4 separate regions of the Homo sapiens genome follow, and regions 2, 3 and 4 are each linked to region 1. The links are chromatin contacts, found by Hi-C or POLR2A ChIA-PET in ENCODE. All regions are on one chromosome and are shown on one strand. The core of a region is the stretch at or near the end of the contact, and the rest is flanking DNA. Distances in the headings are between cores, read along the strand shown.

What was found. A loop is a pair of places that touch in the nucleus more often than their neighbours do. ChIA-PET counts read pairs that join two places held with the same protein, here RNA polymerase II (POLR2A). Pooled maps may share reads with other maps.
Region 2: a loop to region 1 is called in a pooled map, with 5 times the contacts of the local background. The contact joins the promoter of PPP1R18 here to the promoter of BAG6 in region 1. A Hi-C loop is called at or near these places in 1 of 37 single-sample maps with no recorded cell type and 6 of 50 pooled maps. POLR2A ChIA-PET finds 5 or more read pairs at or near these places in 2 of 52 experiments (Panc1 and activated T-cell).
Region 3: a map with no recorded cell type shows a loop between it and region 1 (12-fold over the local background). The contact joins the promoter of MDC1 here to the promoter of BAG6 in region 1. A Hi-C loop is called at or near these places in 1 of 168 maps with a recorded cell type or tissue (natural killer cell), 3 of 37 single-sample maps with no recorded cell type and 12 of 50 pooled maps. POLR2A ChIA-PET finds 5 or more read pairs at or near these places in 1 of 52 experiments (B cell).
Region 4: a pooled map shows a loop between it and region 1 (10-fold over the local background). The contact joins the promoter of GTF2H4 here to the promoter of BAG6 in region 1. A Hi-C loop is called at or near these places in 1 of 37 single-sample maps with no recorded cell type and 6 of 50 pooled maps. POLR2A ChIA-PET finds 5 or more read pairs at or near these places in 1 of 52 experiments (B cell).

The regions. Positions count from the first base shown.
Region 1 is chr6:31,650,513-31,654,256 of GRCh38, reverse strand. It overlaps BAG6 (BAG cochaperone 6), which reads left to right and starts at 1,596. Exons shown (of 26, transcript NM_001387994.1): 1 at 1,596-1,833; 2 at 2,481-2,601. The coding sequence starts at 2,494. It also overlaps a transcript of APOM not described here. RefSeq lists enhancers at 988-1,567, 1,568-2,147, 2,148-2,727.
Region 2 is chr6:30,685,040-30,688,783 of GRCh38, reverse strand. It overlaps PPP1R18 (protein phosphatase 1 regulatory subunit 18), which reads left to right and starts at 2,139. Exons shown (of 3, transcript NM_133471.4): 1 at 2,139-3,744. The coding sequence starts at 2,766. NRM (nurim) reads left to right here. Exons shown (of 4, transcript NM_001384369.1): 4 at 1-735. The coding sequence ends at 123.
Region 3 is chr6:30,715,170-30,718,913 of GRCh38, reverse strand. MDC1 (mediator of DNA damage checkpoint 1) reads left to right here and starts at 1,633. Exons shown (of 15, transcript NM_014641.3): 1 at 1,633-1,669; 2 at 3,736-3,744. The coding sequence starts at 3,739. RefSeq lists enhancers at 741-1,488, 2,237-2,984.
Region 4 is chr6:30,905,713-30,909,456 of GRCh38, reverse strand. It overlaps GTF2H4 (general transcription factor IIH subunit 4), which reads right to left and starts at 1,250. Exons shown (of 14, transcript NM_001517.5): 1 at 1,054-1,250; 2 at 284-423; 3 at 1-22. The coding sequence starts at 420.

The sequences.
Region 1 (3,744 bases), core at 347-2,846:
TTTTTTTTTTTGAGATGGGAGTCTCGTTCTGTTGCCCAAGCTGGAGTGCAGTGGCGCGATCTTGGCTCACTGCAATCTCCACCTCCCGGGTTCAAAGCAATTCTCTGCCTCAGCCTCCCAAGTAGCTGGGATTACAGGCGCCCGCCACCACGCCAGGCTAATTTTTGTATTTTTAGTAGAGATGGGGTTTCACCATTTTGGCCAGGCTGGTCTTGAACTCCTGACCTCGTGATCCACCCGCCTCATCCTCCCAAGTGTGAGTCACTGCGCCCGGCCGAAAATTTTTGTAATAAAAAGCTAAAATGTGGTTAGGCACAGTAGCTCACACCTATAATCCCAGCACTTTGGGAGGCCAAGTCTGCAAGACCAGGCTGGGCAACATAGCAAGACCCCATCTCTATAAAAATAAAATTAGCCAGGTGTGGTGGTGTGCATCTGTGGTCCCTACTAGGGAGGCTGAGGTGGGAAGATCGGTTGGGCTCGGGAGGCAGAGGCTACAGTGAGTTGTGATTGCGCCACTGCACTCCAGCCTGGGCGACAAAGCGAGACCCTCTCTCAAAAAAATAAGCTAAAATGTTAACAGCTTTTTATTGGGGCAGTAAAGTACAAGTGCTCGATCTGGAGTCCTGTAGGCCTGGATTTGTCAATTCTGACACTTATGTTCGTCTAAGTGTACTCACTTAAAAAATGTTAAAAGCTCGTTAAAAGGCTTTTTAAAATAATACACAAAACCCGTAGTATATGGGCTGGCACAAGTGCTCATTAAACAGCTGCTTATTAGAACTCTTAACTAAAATATAACCAGGACCTGGGTATAAACTACGAATCCCAGAAAGGTTGGACACCCCAACAGCGATGTGTCTTTCTGGAGGACTCGCAGTTTCGCGGGGCCGAGGCCCTTGGCCCAGGGCAGGTTAAGAGAAGAGGGCACGGAGAGGCGGTAATGCCTCCACCCCCGGCCTTCGGAAGCACGCTGGCCGGCCTTTAAATTCCCCACGGTCAGGGTCTTGTCTTTCTGTCCACTCGGACTCCATTTGCTCCCAATTCTCAAACTCGGAAGCGCCTCTTTTCTTGACAAGTCGTGCAACTTAGTAGCACGTTTACTTTTCCTAAAACGTGTCATGTCCCCTTGGCCACACACCGACGAATGTGACGCCCACAGCCCTTAAAACGCCCACCCGGCAGAACCGAAATCTAGCCCAACCAAGCAACCGAGAACAAAATTGACCAGTGCCGCCCCCAAACGCCTACTGAAAGAGTAACTTCCGGAGGCACAGAAGAAAGGGCGCAGCGAGGGCAATAGGGTGGAGAAGAGTTTTAGCTGGCTAGGACAGTGCCGCCTGAAATTATCAGCCTGCCAAGATTTAAACATAGATGAATGTGGCATAATCCCCCATCTCCAAAGTCCAAGGTCCATACGACCGTCCATAGCCCCTCTCGAGGCAGTGGTAGAGTCCCAGCTGGTGACTGTTTTTCAGGCATTTACGGTAGCCACCTCAATCTTCTAGCGCTCAAGCGCGCGCACAGACGTGAACGCCGCCAGAGGGGGGAGGGGGTGGGGCGATGCTTAAGTGTCCACGCATCCGTAGTGCGACGCACGCAGGCGTAGTACGGTCCCCCGGGCGACAGCGGTGGCGGCTCCTCGGGGTGCTCGGCTCCCTCCCACCTAGGCCGGCCCCGGCCCGACTCGCCCTCAGAAACTCACTGTTTGGGGCTGCGGACTTTCTCGTCGTGCCCCACAAAAGTAAAGCTTGGGGACCTGGGGGGAGCCGGAAGTATCGCTTCGAGATCCCCAAATACTATCGGGGAAACGGAAGTGGCCGTCGGTGGCAGGTTTGGGGGAGACCGGAAGTGACGGTCCGTGGGGAAGTCGGGGGCGGAGCCGCGGGGTGGTGGGTGTGTGTGTGTGTGTGTGTGTGTGTGTGTGTGTGTGTGTTTGGCTGTGGGTTAGTTGTGCCGTTCTGCTGGAACACCGTGGGAAGGCAGTAGACGCGGGCAGTCAGCTAGCAGGTCTGTCGCCCCGTGAGTGCCGTTTCGGGTCTATAGTGAGTTAGGAGGGTTCGATGGGCGTGGCGCGCGTGCGCGAAACCACTTTCTCCGCAGAGTGTGGGGCGACCACCGCTTTCGCGTTGTCCCAGGATTTTCCGACCTCTGGGGCGCTTGTCCTGCCGTGACCGGTGATGACACTAGTCTCTGGTCTCGTGCTTCCTTCCTAATCTGACTGGCTCCCTGCTTATTGTGATTGGCGTCGTGGAGCCCCTCCCACCTCTCGTCCTCCAGCTCCCTAAGCCGTCGATCTCCTGCCCTTTGTGTTTCTCTCCCTGTGCCCCGGAATCAGAAGGGGGATGGGGACAGGTGTGAATGTGTGTGTGTGCAGGAGAAACTTTTTAGGTATTGGGGCAGGGATTAATGCTAGGGAGTCTTTCGGGTACACTCTGGTCTGGGCAACAGCGGGCCTTCCTTCCTTCGTTCTTCTTTAGAGACCTGTCGGCCATGGAGCCTAATGATAGTACCAGTACCGCTGTGGAGGAGCCTGACAGCTTGGAGGTGTTGGTGAAGACCTTGGACTCTCAAACTCGTACCTTTATTGTGGGGGCCCAGGTGAGACACCTCACTAGTTCTGGAAGACACCTTTAGCTTTTCCTCGTTTAGGCCCCTTAGCCTGAGAGATGAGCTTGATTTTCTGGTCACCAGATTTTCTTTTTTTTTCTTTTTTTTGAGATGGAGTCACGCCCTGTCTTCCAGGCTGGAGTGCAGTGGCGCGATCTCGACTCACTGAAACTTCCACCTCTTGGGTTCAAGCGATTTTCCTATCTCAGCCTCCTGAGTAGCTGGGATTATAGGCGTGTGCCACTATACCCAGCTGATTTTTGTATTTTTAGTAGAGACGGGGTTTCACCATGTTGGTCAGGCTGGTCTCGAACTCCTTACCTCAGGTGATGTGCCCTCCTCGGCCTCCCAAAGTGCTGGTATTACAGGCATGAGCCACCGCACCTGGCCTCAGATTTTATTTTTATTGATCCCTTTGTTCGTATTCCAGTAGAACGTTTTCTGATGTTTTGTGAGTGAGGCTGATTTTGTTCTGTCCTCCACATGGATAGAACTTAATGCAGAGGGAAATACAGAGGAAGGAAGAATCTGTGTGTCATCATCATGGGTGGACCCCAACCCAAAGGGACAGGCATGGCTCTGGCCTTTGGGAAGGGAAACAGCACAGGAACCCTAAGCAAGTGTGTCTTACTGATAGACATTGGTCAGGTCTATGCTGTGTTCTTAAAGGGTAGAAATCAGAACCCATAATGGAGATAGGTCCTTGATAGACTGTTGAGTGAAATTACTAATTTTTATGGCATAGCTTGAGTCTCTTGAGCTTAAAGCCTTGGACATAGCTATCTGTGTCTTTACTCCTGTAATACTTGGAGACAAATTGCATGTGGGGTGGTCCATGGTTTTCTAAAATGTGATATTACCTGGATATAAGAAAGCCATATATAGACTTGTGATTAGATGTATATAAATACTCTGGTACTTCCCAAGAGTCAGTTTGTAGTTAGGAAAAATATTTCTCTTTTTGCTTTTTTTTTTTTTTTTGAGATGGAGTTTTGCTCTTGTTGCCCAGGATGGAGGGCTGGGGCGCAATCTCAGCTCACTGCAACCTCTGCCTCCTGGGTTCAAGCAATTTTCCTGCCTCAGCCTCCTGAGTATCTGGGATTACAGACGACGCCTACTACCACGCCCGGCTAA
Region 2 (3,744 bases), core at 890-3,389, 970 kb after region 1:
CTCCTTACCCTCTACCTGGGCCTGGCTCACGGGCTTGATCAGCAAGACCTCCGCTACCTCCGGGCCCAGCTACAAAGAAAACTCCACCTGCTCTCTCGGCCCCAGGATGGGGAGGCAGAGTGAGGAGCTCACTCTGGTTACAAGCCCTGTTCTTCCTCTCCCACTGAATTCTAAATCCTTAACATCCAGGCCCTGGCTGCTTCATGCCAGAGGCCCAAATCCATGGACTGAAGGAGATGCCCCTTCTACTACTTGAGACTTTATTCTCTGGGTCCAGCTCCATACCCTAAATTCTGAGTTTCAGCCACTGAACTCCAAGGTCCACTTCTCACCAGCAAGGAAGAGTGGGGTATGGAAGTCATCTGTCCCTTCACTGTTTAGAGCATGACACTCTCCCCCTCAACAGCCTCCTGAGAAGGAAAGGATCTGCCCTGACCACTCCCCTGGCACTGTTACTTGCCTCTGCGCCTCAGGGGTCCCCTTCTGCACCGCTGGCTTCCACTCCAAGAAGGTGGACCAGGGTCTGCAAGTTCAACGGTCATAGCTGTCCCTCCAGGCCCCAACCTTGCCTCACCACTCCCGGCCCTAGTCTCTGCACCTCCTTAGGCCCTGCCTCTGGGCTCAGACCCCAACCTAGTCAAGGGGATTCTCCTGCTCTTAACTCGATGACTTGGGGCTCCCTGCTCTCCCGAGGAAGATGCTCTGCAGGAAAATAAAAGTCAGCCTTTTTCTACATATGGCATGCAGTCTGTCAGTGTCTCCCAAGCTACAGGGCTGAGTTTGGGAAAGAAAGCCAGAGGGAGCCTGGGAGCACCGAACTGGAGTCTGGGCAGCCACCACGCCCTCTGGCAACCGCTGGGGTTCGGCCACCCCCGCAGACCCGCCCCCACTTTGCCAGAGCGGCCGGGTCCCCATTCCCATTCCTTCAAATCCCCTTTTTCCCGGCAGCCGACCTGTAGACCCAAGGGAGACAGGTTGAAGCTAGAAAGAGTCGGGGCAGCAGCTCTGGTAGGGGAGGGAGCATCCAAAACCTCTGGCTTCTGAGCGCCTCTCCTGCCGCCCATCCACAAAGCCCCCCACAGCCTGGCGGCTGCCCTCGACCCCGCAAAACAAAGGACTTCAGAGGCTGGACCTACAGACCCAGATGAGAAGGCAAAAGCGTAGGGAGGAGCGGCAGGAGATGGGAAGGGCGGGCCCCGCTCGGAGCAGCTGCCGCTTCCTCCCAAAGTCCCACGAGGGGCCTGAGTCACGGGCCACCGCCCTGGGTCGGCGAGCTGGGGGAAGGGATCTGGACACCTGGCGTGTCCGGGCGGGAAGCTGGTGAGGGCCCCTGGGGACAGAGCGGAGGACCAGTGGTTGGGGCGAGAAGAGGGCAGTCCCGCAGCGAGTCCCACGCGGGGTGGGAGGGATCTAGGCCCCGCCCTCTCCTCGGCTCCGCCCTGCGCCCCCTTCCCTCTCCTCATTGTCCTTAGACAAAGCGGTCGCCGCCCCCGCCCGGCCCCCTGGTCTCTGTCTCCGTCCCTCCTCCTTTGCTGCCTCTTTCCCTCCTCCTCTCCCTCCCTCCTCCCCTCCCTCCAGTCTCCGGATCTCCCTCGGTCCCTCTCTCCTCCTCTTCCTCTCTCTGGACGCCCGGCTCCTCCGCACCCCCTCCCCCGGGGGTCCCGCGGCCTGTGAGTTGACTGAGGGGCTCAGACTTGGGGAGTGGGTGTCTCCTCGCCCCTGTCCTTGCTCCCGTCCCTGGCCCGGACCTTGGCTGTCTCCTCTTTGTGCCGAGATTGTCAGTCTGTGCGGCTACAGCGGGGTGGAGACGGCCGGCTCTGTCACGGCTTCATGAGAGCGGGGACGGGGCGCAGGACTTGCAGGCGCCGGGGAGAAGAGACATGGAGCCGGCCCTTGGCACTCTGGGGTCGCGTGGGGCAGTCGGTGGGGGAGGCAGGCGGTGGTGACAGGACAGGGTGGGGGTGGACGCCAGGGTTCTGGGAACGCGCTGGCAGCCCTGACGCCCGGGTTCCGAAAGTCTCGGGGGTGGCTATTTCCCCCGACCCGCCTCGGGGGCGGAGTGCGGGGCAGAGGGGTGGGGGCTGGGGAGAGGCGTGGCCCGAGCGGTGCTGGAAGCGGAGCCGGGACCTTTGGGGCCCGCGCTGAGACGCGCCCGGCTGCTGCCGCCGCCCTCCTTTCCCCTCTTCCCTGGTTTCCCTTCTCCTCTAGACCTGTTCGCTCTCCGCCCCTCCTTGCCTCCCCAACACCCCCTCAGGTCCCGTTGCCTCCTGGTCCTTTCAGGGATTCCTGGTCCTTCCTTCCCACACTAGCCTCCCTGGGGTATCGCTGAGGCAGCCTGGCCTGCACCCAGGTTCCCCTCACCCCTGCCACATTTCTCTCTTCTCCCTCACGCCAACTTTCCTTTTCGCCCTTCTCTCTCTTTCTCACATCCTAGAGACGGTCTTTAATACGCATTAACCCTGTGCTGCCACATCTGGCTCCTGCCCTCATTGCCTCCAATCCGGACTCTTCCTCTCACATCACCCCCACCACCCCCAACTTGGGCTCACAACTTCTCTTCACTTTTTCCATTTCCCCAGTTCTCTGCCTTCCGTCTTTCCCTCTGTCCTCATCCTTAGCCCCTCTGCCCTGCTTTGTGTCCCACCTCTCCCCCTCCACTTCCTCTCCTCCCACCCTCAGTCTCACCCCCGGGCTGTCTCACTCTCTGGAGCCTCTCCTTCCTGTTCTCTGTCCCCAGTGCTCCCTACCCTCACCTCAAGACGACCATGGCCACCATCCCAGACTGGAAGCTACAGCTGCTAGCCCGGCGCCGGCAGGAGGAGGCGTCCGTTCGAGGCCGAGAGAAAGCAGAACGGGAGCGCCTGTCCCAGATGCCAGCCTGGAAACGAGGGCTCCTGGAGCGCCGCCGGGCCAAGCTTGGGCTGTCCCCTGGGGAGCCTAGCCCTGTGCTAGGGACTGTAGAGGCTGGACCTCCAGACCCGGATGAGTCTGCGGTCCTTCTGGAGGCCATCGGGCCAGTGCACCAGAACCGATTCATCCGGCAGGAGCGGCAGCAGCAGCAGCAGCAACAACAACGGAGTGAAGAGCTGCTAGCAGAGAGAAAGCCTGGGCCTCTGGAGGCCCGGGAGCGGAGACCCAGCCCTGGGGAGATGCGGGATCAGAGCCCCAAGGGAAGAGAGTCAAGAGAAGAGAGACTAAGTCCGAGGGAGACCAGAGAGAGGAGGCTGGGGATAGGGGGAGCCCAAGAGTTGAGCCTGAGGCCTCTGGAGGCTCGGGACTGGAGGCAAAGCCCAGGAGAGGTGGGAGACAGGAGCTCCCGACTGTCAGAGGCATGGAAATGGAGGCTGAGTCCTGGAGAAACTCCAGAGCGGAGTCTGAGACTAGCAGAGTCTCGAGAGCAAAGCCCCAGGAGAAAAGAGGTGGAAAGTAGACTGAGCCCAGGGGAATCTGCCTACCAGAAGTTGGGCCTGACAGAGGCCCATAAATGGAGACCTGACTCCAGAGAGTCTCAGGAACAGAGTTTGGTACAACTGGAGGCAACAGAGTGGAGGCTGAGGTCAGGAGAAGAAAGACAAGACTACTCGGAAGAATGTGGGAGAAAAGAAGAGTGGCCAGTTCCAGGGGTAGCTCCAAAAGAGACTGCAGAGCTGTCCGAGACCCTGACAAGGGAGGCCCAAGGCAACAGTTCCGCAGGAGTGGAGGCAGCAGAGCAGAGGCCTGTGGAAGATGGCGAGAGGGGCATGA
Region 3 (3,744 bases), core at 384-2,883, 940 kb after region 1:
GTAAGCCCTCTCTACCCACTTAAAATATAATGCTTTACGTTTTAGGGAAATGAACACAGTCATTTTGTGGGAGTAGAAATAACTCAAAATACACAATCAGATAACTTGTTTCAATTTGTCTCTATATTAGCTGTAGGATCCTAGGAAAGTCCTTTAACTTTGCAGGGCTCCAGCTCCTCGTTTGTAAAATCTGCTTATTTGACTGTTGTGCACAGAATTGAGATAACCAACAGAAAGGACTTTATGAATTATGCAAGTGTTATAGTTACCATTTTCTTCATGTCTTATTGTGAGATAAAATAGGCCGGGCGCAGTGGCTTACGCCTGTAATCCCAGCACATTGGGAGGCCCAGGCGGGAGAATCACCTGAGGTCCGGAGTTTGAGACCAGACTGACCAACATGGAGAAACCCCGTCTCTACTAAAAATACAAAATTAGCCGGGCGTGGTAGCGCATGCCTGTAATCCCAGCTACTCGGGAGGCTGAGACAGGAGAATTGCTTGAACCCAGAAGGCGGAGGTTGCGGTGAGTCGAGATCGCGCCATTGCACTCCAGCCTAGGCAACAAGAGCGAAAGTCCGTCTCAAAAAATAAAATATAGATGGCCGCATGCGGTGGTTTACGCCTGTAATCCCACCACTTTGAGAGGCCGAGGCGGGCGGATCACCTGAGGTCAGAAGTTCGAGACCAGCCTGACCAACATGGAGAAACCACGTCTCTACTAAAAATACAAAAATAAGCTGGGCGTGGTGGCGCATGCCTGTAATCCCAGCTACTTGGGAGGTTGAGGCAGGAGAATCGCTTGAACCTGGGAGGCAGAGGTTGCGGTGAGTCGAGATCGCGCCATTGCACTCCAGCCTGGGCAACAAGAGCAAAACTCCATCTCAAAAAATAGATAAATTAGTTAATTAAAAAATAAAAATAAATGATTTTATGATCCTTCCCTCGCCCCTCGAAAGGTGGGGACAGCCTTTAAGACAGAGAGCAAACCAGTTTTCTCTGTTCGACTACAGATCTTTAGGATCTTGGATTTAAGAAAATGACCTCAAAATGTCCGTCAGAGACGTATTCCCAGGAAGAAAGATATTACTTCTACTACAAACCAAATCAAAAGGAAATGAAATTCCAATGCAACAGGAGTGAACTGCCACGCCTACGGGCTGTTCTCCAAACTGCAGCCTCCAGCCACGACTGCAACGCGCAACCCACTTTCATTTCTCATGAGTCAGCGGACACCATGTCTAGGAGGACCGAGGAAAGGCGCTCTGGCCTTACCAGACACGTCGGACGTCTATGACACAGCCCCTCTATCCGTTGCCGGCAGCTGGCGCCAGACTCTCTGGTCGCGGTTTGGAACTGCGCGGGAAGTGGGTGGTGGGCGGGCAAGCGGTAGTGGGTTGTCCCTTGGAGCTGCCCAATCGACGTGCATTATTCTGTTGGCGCACGGCGGCCTTCAATTACCGTCTCATTAACTGATCTCAGCAGCCTGGGAGACACCACCTATTTGAACTCTAAGGGGGCGGGGCTTTGGGTGTGCCTCCGCTCGACTGGCTGCGGTTGTGAAAGACAGCGGCAGAAGCCAATCAGCAAATAAGCTCTTTTTCGGCACACGCAGTCGCTCCACCTGGGTCGCGACCGTTACTGGTGGCGCGCGCGGGGACTTAAAGTAGGTGAGTTCTAGGGGCCTGGCCCACGGCTCCCCGGGAGCCATCTTGGTTCCCCCAGAAGGCGGGAGGGGCGTACCTTGGGTGCGACTGGGCGGAGGTGACTTGGAAGTTCGCTTCTCGGACTGTAATACTCATCCTTACCTGGCGCCCCGCTCCGAGTTTAGGTATGAAGACACAGGGAGACGTCGGGCCACAAGGGAACCCACTGAGGTGGGGACCAAAGATGGTGGCTCTTTGAATTGGAGCCAAGCGTGGTGGGCACCCGCTGAGTTGGCCTGTCATAAAGACGGAGTTGACACTTTATCCATGGGGCATCCTACTTTCCCTACCTGTCAACAGTTTCCCTCTAGAGTGGCATATTTTCAGGTGAATTCCATTTATGCTATTTTCTTTCCATCTCATTTGTTCCTTCATCAGTAGGCTCGGTGATGAGCCTTCCCGAGGGCAGGGTCGATTTCATGTTTGGTTCACAGATGTATACCAAATACTTCAAACAGGTATACCATAACCATTGAATGAATATGATGGACCCTAGGGGAAAGACACGGTTCCCCTAATCCAGTCCTGGAGGTGGGTGAGTGTGAAGGCAGAAATGGAAAGTAATGGTTACAATATAGCGAGAGATCTTAGAGTAAGCACAAATCCATTGACCACTGTGGAACAGGCAGGATACACCAGGAACACGAGAAGGCAGGGAACACGCCAGGAAAGGGTTTGCTGAGAAAGTGACATTTGAGGCCGGGCGCGGTTGCTCACTGCTGTAATCCCAACACTTTGGGTGGCCAAGGTGGGCGGATCACCTGAGGTCAGGAGCTCGAGACCGTGGTGAAACCCCGTCTCTACTAAAAATACAAAAATTAGCCAGGCGTGATGCCGGGCGCCTGTAATCCCAGCTGCTCGGGAGGCTGAGGCAGGAGAATCGCTTGAAGCCTGGAGGCAGAGGTTGCAGTGAGCCAAGATAGCACCACTGCAGTCCAGCCTGGACGACAGAGCGAGATTCCATCTCAAAAAAAAAAAAAAGAAAGAAAGTGACATTTGAACTGAATCTTAAAGGATGGTAGAAGTTGGACCAGAAAACTAGGTGGGAAAAAGCCAAGGAATTGGGCTAAGGCATGAAGATGTGGGAAGACAAGAACAGTGTGTTCGAAGACTGGGGAAAATGTCTGGCTGAACCATAGGCTTTTGCGGGCGAGGGGTAGGCGTTACAAGATGTGAAGTTCAGATCATGGAGGGTCTCGCTAAGGAGTTTAGATTTTATTCTGTGTGCACGAAAAACCATCAAGATTTTAGAGGAGAGACATCTGAGTGATTTGGGGCAAGTCTTAACCTTATATATGCTTATGTATGTTTCAAGGAGATCTGAAAATCTTAACCCAGCTATGTTGCAGTTTCTTTATCTGAAGAAATGGAAGATAGTAATACTACTTTACAAGGTTCTTGTGAAGATTAAATGAGTCAGAGTCGATATAAAGTAATTAGAACAGTGCTTGACACATAGGAAGCTTCTATATATGTCATCTTTTATTATCATTTTTTGCAGTTGCATCTGATCAAACTGAGGTGGTCTGGTAAAAGTATAAAAAGCATGGGCTAAAAAAGAAAGAAAAACAACGGGGCGCAGTGGCTCACGCCTGTAATCCCAGCACTTTGGGAGGCCAAGGTGGGCGGATCACCCAAGGTCAAGAGTTCGAGTCCACCCTGGCCAATATGGCAAAACCCCATCTCTTCTAAAAATACAAAAATTAGCCAGGCATGGTGGCAGGTGCCTGTAATCTCAGCTACTTGGGAGGCTGAGGTGAGAGAATTGCTTGAAACCCGGGAGGCAGAGGTTGCCGTGGGCCCAAGATCTTACCACTGCATGCCAGCCTGGGGAGCAGAACGAGACTCCATCACAAAAAAGAAAAAAATGTTTTAAGTGCTTCAGAAGGTTAACAACAGAAAGATTGGTGGAAAGAGAAGCATCAACGTTCATAATGATCCAGTTTACCCCCTAGTTTTCAGTCTGATAACTCTGATGCTGTTTGTGTGAACCAATAATGAGGATAATTGATAATGTGTATCCTTCCCAGATCATGGAG
Region 4 (3,744 bases), core at 1-2,500, 740 kb after region 1:
CTTAGCCAAGGATGGGAGCTCCCTGTACAGGAACAGAGGTCAAAGGTTAGTATCAGAAGCTGCATTGTATCTGCATCTCTGCCCTCAATTACCTCTCAAACATCTCATCTCACTCCAGCACAACTTTACCAGTCCTGCTGTTTTGGCCTCCACACTTTAGAGCAATTTCCAACCCTTGCCCCCAGTCCCCACCCCGACTCCAGGCTGCTACACTTTTACCTATGATATTTTATTCCACTCCGCAGACCCCATTACATTTCCCTGCCATGAAGGGGCTTCTCACCTGAAGACAGCCAGACATGTGGCAGGGTGCCCATACAATCGGTCCAATACCCCAGGGCTCAGGCCCCCTAAGAATTCCTGCAGATTCCTGCATTGTAGGTGTACTCGGTTCAGTCCCCTTGAAGGGGTGCTCTCCATCACCTGAGGAATGCAAACGTCAGAAGTGCAACCTCACCATCCATGCCAGTGTCACCCCTGACCTTTCTAACTGATTCCAGATCCATCAGTCCCCACAATAACCCCACCTTTTCTGTGGTCTCCTTTCCCATGTCACTCATCTCCTCTGGTTTCTCCCAAACCTGACCAATCTCCCTCCCTTTCTTGCCTCCTCACCCTATTTCTGCCCTTCAACTCCAGTCTTCCCTCAATTACCAAGTGACAGAATTGTTAACTGTCCAGTGTTTGCAAGATCATTTTGTATTTCAATGACTTGTCTCATCTTTGGCTAAACAGGGACAAAGAAAATTGAGCCCACACCTCTCTCTTCCATCCCATCCTGGTCAGACCAGTCTACAAGCTCCAAATCTGCCCGTCCTTCCTATCTTCTATCTCTTAGCCCACTTCTGCTAAGTACGGCGGTAACCTCTCCCCTCCATGCTTCCCAAATCTAAAGCCACCTCTTTTCCCTTCCCAAGTCTACTTCACGTCATTCACCCTGACCCACGCCTTCCGATCTCCTAGCTTCTCCCTGCCTTCCTCTCACTCTTCGCCTCCCACTCACCTCTCTCTCTCTCATACCTCTGCCACTCCCGCCCTCCTAGGTCCCCTCACCACTCTGTCGATCCTCCTCGCGCACCCCGAGTCTCGGGCCGTCGCTTAATCGGAGCCAAAGTCTCGCATTGGCTCCTGGAGATTGAGGGAAAGATGGTGAAAAAATGCGAGGAAAAGATGGGGAAAGCAAAGAAAGATTTCACAGGCAAGAGCCCAGAATGGAGAATTCAGAAGAGAAGGGAGGTAAGGGGAGGAGTGGAAAAGTGAAGAGGATGAGAATAGACGCTGCACTCTCCGGGCGCGGGGGATGCTGGGAATTGGAGTCTTGCCTTTGCTCTCCTTAGAGCCGGCTGAAGCGCGTCTGACTACAAATCCCGAAAGGCACCGTGGGGAAGCCGAAAGGAGAGGAGCTGGCTTTTAATTGAGCGAGGGGAGACACCAGAAGCTGGACCAGTTGGTTCCGCGAAGGCAGAACCAACTCCGCCCACGCTGCTAACGGCGCGTGTAACCGGCTGGAGCGGGAGGCGGGTCCGGGAAAGTAGAAGTGCCTGGAGGGCTTCCTTGCGGAGGCGCGCTCTGGCGACTTGGTGGTGAGCCGAGTGAGCACAATTACTCCCCATAAAATTGGGATAATACACACTCCAGGCCGGGCGCGGTGACTCACGCCTGTAATCCTAGCACTTTGGGAGGCCGAGGCGGCGAATCACCCGAGGTCAGGAGTTCGAGACCATCCTGGCCAACATGGTGAAACCCCCGTCTTTACTAAAAATACAAAAATTAGCCGGGCGTGGTGGTGGGCACCTGTAATCCCAGCTACTCTGGAGGCTGAGGCAGGTGAATCGCTTGAACCCTGGAGGCGGAGTTGCAGTGAGCCAGGACCATGCCATTACACGCCAGCCTGGGCGACAAGAGTGAAACTCCGTCTCAAAAAAAAAGAAAAGGAAAGAAAAGAAAGAAAGCGTACACACTCTGGGCGGTTTCCACGAGTTAACGATTAACACGATCCAGTGCACCTTACTTGACCCTAAGTACTCAGTAAATCTTAATTTCTGCCTCCACCACTCCTCAAACCGTTTACTTAGAAGACCCAGATAAATACAGTTTTTAAGACACCAACTATTTGCTCTGATTTGATTTATGAACCTACTACAAAAGTGGAGGTCTTCACCCAAACCCAGAACTACACGTTTCCCCAAATTCCTATATGCAAATTTTGTTATTCCCACCTTATAGACTGGAAGACTGGAGCCCGGCAAGATTAAGAAATTTGCCTGCAGCCTGGCGAGGTGGCTCAGAGCTGTGACCCCCAGCTACTTGGGAGGCTGAGGCAGGAGGATCGCTTGAGACTAGGAGTTTGAGGCTACAGTGAGCTATGATCGCACCAGCCTGGGTGACAGAGGGAGACCCCCATTTCTCTCTCTCTTTTTTTTTTTTTTTTGAAACGGAGTCTCTCACTCTGTCACCCAGGCTGGAGTGCAGTTGCATGATCTCAGCTCACGGCAACCTCAGCCTCCCGGGTTCAAGCGATTCTCTTACCTCAGCCTCCCAAGTAGCTGGGACTACAGGTGTGTGCCACCACGCCCGGCTAATTCTGGTATTTTTAGTAGAGATAGGGTTTCAACATGTTGGCCAGGCTAGTCTCAAACTCCTGACCTCAGGTGACCCACCTGCCTCAGCTTCCCAAAGTGTTGGGATTACAGGCATGAGCCACTGAGCCCAACCTGAGATGCCCATCTCTAAAAAAAAAAAAATTAAAAAAAAAATCCCTACAATCAGACAGGAAGTGCCCAAGCTGGGATTTGAAGCACATTTGCAAGCAACCAGGGATCAAAATGGTAATGACTATGCAAGACTTTTTATACTTTGTAGCCCACCCATGTTTTCTGTTGTCCCTGTCTTTTTAGCAATTAATGTTTTAAAATCTTCAAAGAAAAGCTAAAAATTGACAGAGCTTCTTTATGGCAAACTTTAGGTAAGGTTGAAAGACAATTTACAATCTAGGAAGAAATGGTTGATGAAATAAACAAAATACAAAAAGCTGTTACAAAGCAATAAGAAAAAGAAACATAATAGAAAGATTGGGACAGACCACTGCTTACTAGTTAGCCCTGCTCAGCAAGGAGCAGCTTAAAAAAAAAAAAAGAAGAAGAAAAGAAAAAGAAAAGAAAGAGGCCTGGCGGGGTGGCTCAGGCCTGTAATCCCAACACTTTGGGAGGCCAAAGAAGGTGGATCATTTTAGCTCAGGAGTTCCAGACCAGCCTGGGCATTATACAGAAACTCTATCGCTACAAAAACAAAACAAAACAAAAATTAGCTAGGTGTAGTGGTGTGCTCTCCTGCGGTCCCAGCTGCTCAAGAGGCTGAGGTAGAAGGATCACTTGGGCCCAGGAGATTGAGGCTGCAGTGAGCAATGATAGCACCACTGCACTCCAGCCTGAGCAACAGTGTGAGACCCTGTCCCAAAAGGAGAGGGGAAGAGAGGAGAGGACAGGGGAGAACTGGAGAGGGGAGAATTGGGGAGGGGAGAGGAAGGGAGGGTTAGGGAGGGGGAAAGAAGGAAAGAGAAAGAAAGATTGGCCAAAGCAAAAAGAAAGTTAAACAGAATATCAGAAATGTTTCAAAAATCAAAAAATTGGCTGGGCACGGTGGCTCACGCCTGTAATCCCGACACTTTGGGAGGCCGAGGTGGGTGGATCACCCGAGATCAGGAGTTCGAGACCAGCCTGGCCAACATGGTGAAACCCGTCTCTC